Regions from separate parts of the Homo sapiens genome. Here region 2 is linked to region 1. The links are chromatin loops, found by intact Hi-C in ENCODE. Cell type or tissue: MCF 10A. All regions are shown on one strand. Each heading gives the region's core, and the rest is flanking DNA. Links, peaks and the distances in the headings are about the cores only.

The links. A loop is a pair of places that touch in the nucleus more often than their neighbours do. Peaks named below come from ENCODE experiments on the same cell type or tissue, not always from the same donor. Only the 100,000 strongest peaks of a DNase experiment are listed, where the experiment ranks them.
Region 2: it touches region 1 in a loop (3-fold over the local background); 6 of 110 quality-filtered maps call a loop at or near these places.

What each region holds. Positions count from the first base shown.
Region 1 is chr4:156,887,520-156,890,444 of GRCh38, forward strand. The region is part of intron 1 of PDGFC (platelet derived growth factor C); the gene reads right to left. Among named protein-coding and RNA genes, the nearest start is that of PDGFC, 83 kb to the right of the region's middle. In MCF 10A, for the core only: no CTCF peak of the experiment used is centred there; DNase peaks (open chromatin) are centred at 1,442 and 2,272.
Region 2 is chr4:156,948,006-156,950,930 of GRCh38, forward strand. All of the region lies in intron 1 of PDGFC (platelet derived growth factor C), which reads right to left. Among named protein-coding and RNA genes, the nearest start is that of PDGFC, 22 kb to the right of the region's middle. In MCF 10A, for the core only: no CTCF peak of the experiment used is centred there; DNase peaks (open chromatin) are centred at 316, 966 and 1,626.

The DNA of each region.
Region 1 (2,925 bases), core at 136-2,635:
TATCATTCCAAAAAAGAAATCAATCATTAGCAAAGAAAATGTAGGAGTCCAGGTTGATTGATACCAGGAGAAGAATAATGTATACATTTTTATTCAATATTAAACTAGTAGGAAAAAATAGAAAATTGAAACTTATTCCGTGAATAGTTCAAAAAGCTTTCTAATAGATATCTCCCTTACAAATAATCCACTTTTAAAAAATATTTTATTGTCTTCTGGGTGTAGTGCCACAGGCCTATAACCCCTCACTTTGGGAGGCTGAGGTGGGCCGAACACTTGAGCTCAAGAGTGCAACATGGCGAAAATCTGTCTCTGTGAAAATCTGCAAAAAATACTAGCCAGGAGTGGTGGCATGTGCCTGCAGTCCCAGGTACTTGGGAGGCTGAGGTGGGAGAATCGCTTGAGCCCAGGAGGTTGAGGCTGCAGTGAGCTGAGATCCTGCCACTGCACTCCAGCCTGGGCAACAGAGTGAAACCCCGTCTTAAAAAAAAAAAAAAAAAAGATTGATAAATATAATTCAAACATGGTTATAATGGGCTGTGTACTACAGTTCAAACAGGTCTAAAACATTACAATAAATTTAAATTTATGACAATTACGGAGGTACCCATGGAGAGGTGTCTTGTCAACCGTAGTACTTGTTTTTACAACTGGAGAGTTAAGTAATAAAGATGCAGCCTTGCCCTATTGCTCCAGTTATAAGTTCATGTTTTCTTTATGCACTTATCAGAAACATCATACTCACCCTGGTATTTAGAGAACAATATAAATAAAAACAAAACTTCATATTATGGTGTCATTTAGAGTTACAATTAGCCAACTGGCCACTATACAATGTTCAATAATCAACTTTGTGCACATATTTATACCATCTGAGCAATTACAATTTAATTTAGTTTGATGAAACCATAAGGAAACAAGACCTTTTCTGATTATAAATTCAGACATAAAATTAAATTGGAGATCAAAATATTCTGTAAAGAACATCCCCATCACAGGATGTTTCTTTCTTACTCTATTATCAAGAAATCTTTCTTGAGAAATCTCTCAGTTTAAAAAAGTCAACTAACTGTGTTACTGGTTTCTTTTACCTGTTGCTTTGATTTCCTCTCAAAACACTCAACCTTGCTTAATCTTTGTGTTTTTCTAAAATTCACATCACTTTTTTCTTAGTCTTTCATTTTTTCTCCAATGTCCCTGCCCCTACCCAAACAATCTTGTATATTTACTACTGGTAATTTTTGCATTTTTTACCAATTGGTGTGCAAACCTTCAGTAATTCTCTACACTAAACATTCATAATATGGTGGAGCAGGAAAGGGCACACACAACTCTCACATAATTAGAGAGATTGCTCACCCAAGAAAAACATGCCTATTATTTCAAGTTTCTCAAGATCTGTTAAGAGCTTTGAGTTACTCACTCTTTTGAGGTATTCTAATGTTGTGTAATGATTCATGGTTTGTAACAATTTCTTTGTGAATTGCCCTCAGAATTCTGAGACAACAAACACGTCGTGTGTCTACTACCACGTGCTGAAGAATTCAGACACCATTATTCTGGATGATTACAAATCTCTCATTTTTCACTCAAAGCTATTATCTTCAAAAACCTAGTTTTCTTGCCCAGACAGAGGCCTACCTTCTTCTCAGCCATGATTTCTTAACACTATGCACATTATTATTTTTTTCTCATGTTTTCTTCTACTCAAATACCCAGTGGTGATTACAAAATCTCACATACAGGTCTGATATTTTCCCTGAACATTATACCTTTCTATTAATACCAACTTAATTCATATCACATTTTATACTTTCTAGGATACATACAAAAATAAGATGTCACGTAATCTTCATATTAATAATTTCCCAAGGTTAATGAAAAAGAACAGAAATTATTGCCATGACACATGCAGGAAAACTTTGAATTAGTACAGTTAAAATATTTGGCCAAGAATTAAAACTGGGATTCCAATTTGGGTCACCTTCAAGGTTAGTGCTCTTAATTGCCATACTGCGTTTCTTAACATTCTTCATGTCTATGATGACAATACTGTAAGTAGGAGTTCACATACAAAACTTGAACCTTTTTGTCATGGGTATTAAGCTCTTAGATCAACAGAACTCCACTCCACACAATTCTACAAAGTGTAATGGAACAGTTTAATACAGCAAACTCCAAAACTAAAAGGAGATCTGAAGCTAACAGGCATTGTTTTGGTTTTGGTTTTTTTTCTAATCTTGTCGGTTGCCCAATCTCCAACAGCAGCCAACTGGTTTCCTCCATGAATGGAATCTAGTGCATGTTACGTCTAAATGGTAACCCTGCAAGTCTTATTTGTAAAAGTTTAGTCATAGCTAAAGCTGCATGCATAGTGAATAAAAAAATGTTGAATGGTCCAAGTGTTGGTTTATTGGGGGGAAAGCTATGTGGTAACTTATTTGATTGACTCATTGACGATTATTTTTTAACTCTTTTACTTATTTATAAGTAAGCAGCTCCTCTGAGTTAATACATGCTATCATCCAGGTTAATATGTATTAAATATCTACACCTTGTTAGTTCATGAGGTTACAGAAAGGGAGGGCACTGGTCTGGAACCTACATGTGTCAAGTGAGGTGACTGTATCATATGGGAAGGGGGTATAAACTTGAAGCAGTAATCCATGGAGTGGCATAGAAAAGCAGCCAGGGATGTAATCAGAAAGGAAGAGATGCCTGAGCATTCATCCAGAAAGTGGCAAGCAGAATGGCAGGGATTTGTCCACTGCAAAAAAACAGCATGTTCCTTCTTTAGCTTTGAGGTCTTGTGAGTCTGAAAATGAGGATCCGCCCCCTGCACCCATCATTCCAGCTGAGTCAAATTACTGTGTACCTCCTCATGCCAGGCTATGCTGCTTCAGCACTTGGCACGCGCTGCCGTCT
Region 2 (2,925 bases), core at 272-2,771, 61 kb after region 1:
CACACACTGTGGATGGTGTGCCATAGAATGCAGCTGCAAAGCAGGGATTTTCTTTCCATGTTTTTTATCTCACACACTTGTCTATAAATGAAGTCCATGGTGTGCAACCTAATGGCATTTTCCAGATGTTTCCAACAAGTGTACTAAAAAAAAAAAAAACCTCCCAGAATATTGTCTTGATCTTCAAGGCTCAAGAGGGGATGTACAGCTAAAAAAAAAAAAAAAAGGAAAAGACGAAAACCCCATATGGTGCCAAATGTTGGCAGCTATCTTCTTTCTTCCCAGACAAAACTCTTAGGTCTTGTGAAAACAACATTTCTTATAAACTGCCAAAAACAACATAGATAATTGTTGTGATGGCTCTCCTGCACCGACTGCTGCGGCCGCTTTGACTATATCCACATCGAGCTCTGGGATAAAATTAAGAGCCAATTTTAAATCTTAAGCCTGAAGGGCCACCTTTAAGAATGCCACCTCCTAGGCTTCTAAAAAAAGTCTTGGCATATTAAGGTGCTTTCCGTTACAATAGGAGAAAATGCTATTTGTATTTGCCTTCCCTGAACCCTCTGTTTAAATTAGGTTTAAGGAATTAGCACAGCATTGTTTCTAATATAGTAGTAATATAAGCTTACTATAGGAAATTTGGAAAATACTATGTATTTTAGAAAGGAAAGTACCAACACCCCCACCGCTGCCCTACAGCCTTTATAGATGAAATACTTACAACATTTTAGTGTATTTCATTCTAGTTCCTCTACATACATAGAAATATTTATGGGGGCATACATAAAAATATTTAAAATCTTATTCTCACCCTGCTTTTTCACTTAACATTAGAGTGTGAGCATTTCTCTGTGGAGGCAGCATTTTGATCATTGCCCCGTATCCCCTGAGTAATGACAGCTCTGTGTAATTCACAGCATTTCTCATGGGAGGTTTATTGCTCTACTGGCTAGCCAAGGGACCAGTGTGAAATTCACCGAGGTCCTGTGCTGCTGAAATATGAGAAAGGTGAGAAAGGATTATAGCGCAGGAGAGTGGAAGCCCAAATGTCCATCTCTGAAAACATCCAGTTCCTTGGTGATTTCTTCAAGAAAAGAGAGACTATCTCTTTTGTTAAGAACCAAAAAGAGATAAATTTACTCACCAACGGTCTCCTACTATTAAGAATTCTTTGAAAGATTCATGATTATTCTTTTAAATACTCAAAGCATTTAAATATGTGTATAATATAGAAATGAGCCATTTATTCTGAATAACAGAGAGAAGTTGAAAAGTATTTATTACCTTCTGCCTAAGGGGGTGATCTCCTTGATTAACGTGCAAAGTAATGGGGAAAAAGTCTAATGTGTACTTTTTTTTTTATTTCTTTCAGAGCATTAACCCCATTCTAGTTGGTCATTAAAAAGTAGTATGTGTGTGTGTCTCTCTCTCTTTCTCTCTCGCTCTTTCTCTCTCTCTCTCTTGCTCACACACTGTCTGTGCTGCAATATTTCTTTATAACAAACTGGCCTCAGGAAATTATTAATGAAGGGTTAAGAGGTTACACAGCAGCTAAGCCCAGAAGAATGTCTGTGCAAAGAGAGAACTACCTATTCAGAAGGGAGGAGAATTGTTTGGGGAGGACTGGTAGTTTGAAAAGGAATTTCTTCCTAGCCAAGAAATTTTCTACACTGTGCAAAGCCAAAATAAAATGAGTCATAGCACTTCACATTTCCTAAGTGTGTATTACTAGAATGACTTTTGACTTTCTATGGAAATCAAAGACTGCACAAATGAGAAAACAGAACTGTTTCCCCTTCCCCTACGTCCCCTTGAGGACATACCTGAGATGATATAGGGTCAGTCCTGGCAGAAGCTGTTAAGAATTGGGTCACATATATTTGTAACTTACAGCTTTACCTTCAGGAAAACAAGCAGTAAGCATAACAGGAAATAAAAATAGCTTCACTCAAAGGTACATAAGCAACAGCATGTCCAACAACCACCAGCACTACCTATGACATTTTTCCTAGGCTATATATGCTATCAGAAACAGTCATATGTTTTAATCAATGATTATGAAGGGGTCTCGAGTATGACACCCTAAAATATGCCTTTCTGGCATAAGGATTATTTTGAGCTGAAGACAAGTAAGAATAAACAGATTTGGGAAAAGTTCTCCGTTCTCCAGTTATCTGCCGAAAAGTAGTACATAAATTTTCCTTTTTGAAGATGACATAAATGCCCCCTTTCCCTCCATTCCAGGATGAGGAAAGTGACCCTTAGCACAGACAAACAGCTGGCGCTGGAATGAGACTGTATATGCAGACTTAACTAAAATAACCTTACTAAAATAACATTATCTGTTATGATTAGATAATAATATTAGTTTCCCCATGTTTTTTGGTCACTTTCCCAAACTTCATTGGCGCTAGAAGCTCAAATCCCCTTTCCATTGTCTAGTCACTCCTCCACAATTTATCACCATTCATTAAAACGGTATAGAAAATCCCAAGTCTAACTGCTTTTTAAGATTTTCACATCCTTACTTTGAAGCCCTTATGCACACAAAATTTAAAATATTAATAAAATTAATATGCCTTTTCTCCTGTTACTCTGTCTTTTGTCAGTTTAATTTGTAGTTTAACTTCTAAACCTAAGAGGTAGAAGAAAAGTTCTTTTTTTTTCCTCTCCACTATAGTTCAATAAGCAATTTGAAAGCAGTGTTAAATCAGAAAAAAAATCTATTTATACCCACAAATACACAGAACTTCCAAATGTTTATAATTGTTGAATTGCTAAATGACTACAAATTTATGAAATAAATAAGAAAAAAATTCTAGAAATTGGCAAAAAGAGCAAAAGTAAAATGACAATTGATATAACAGACAAAATCAGCAGTTCACATTTTTCTTCATGTAAAAATTCACTTATTGAATCTTT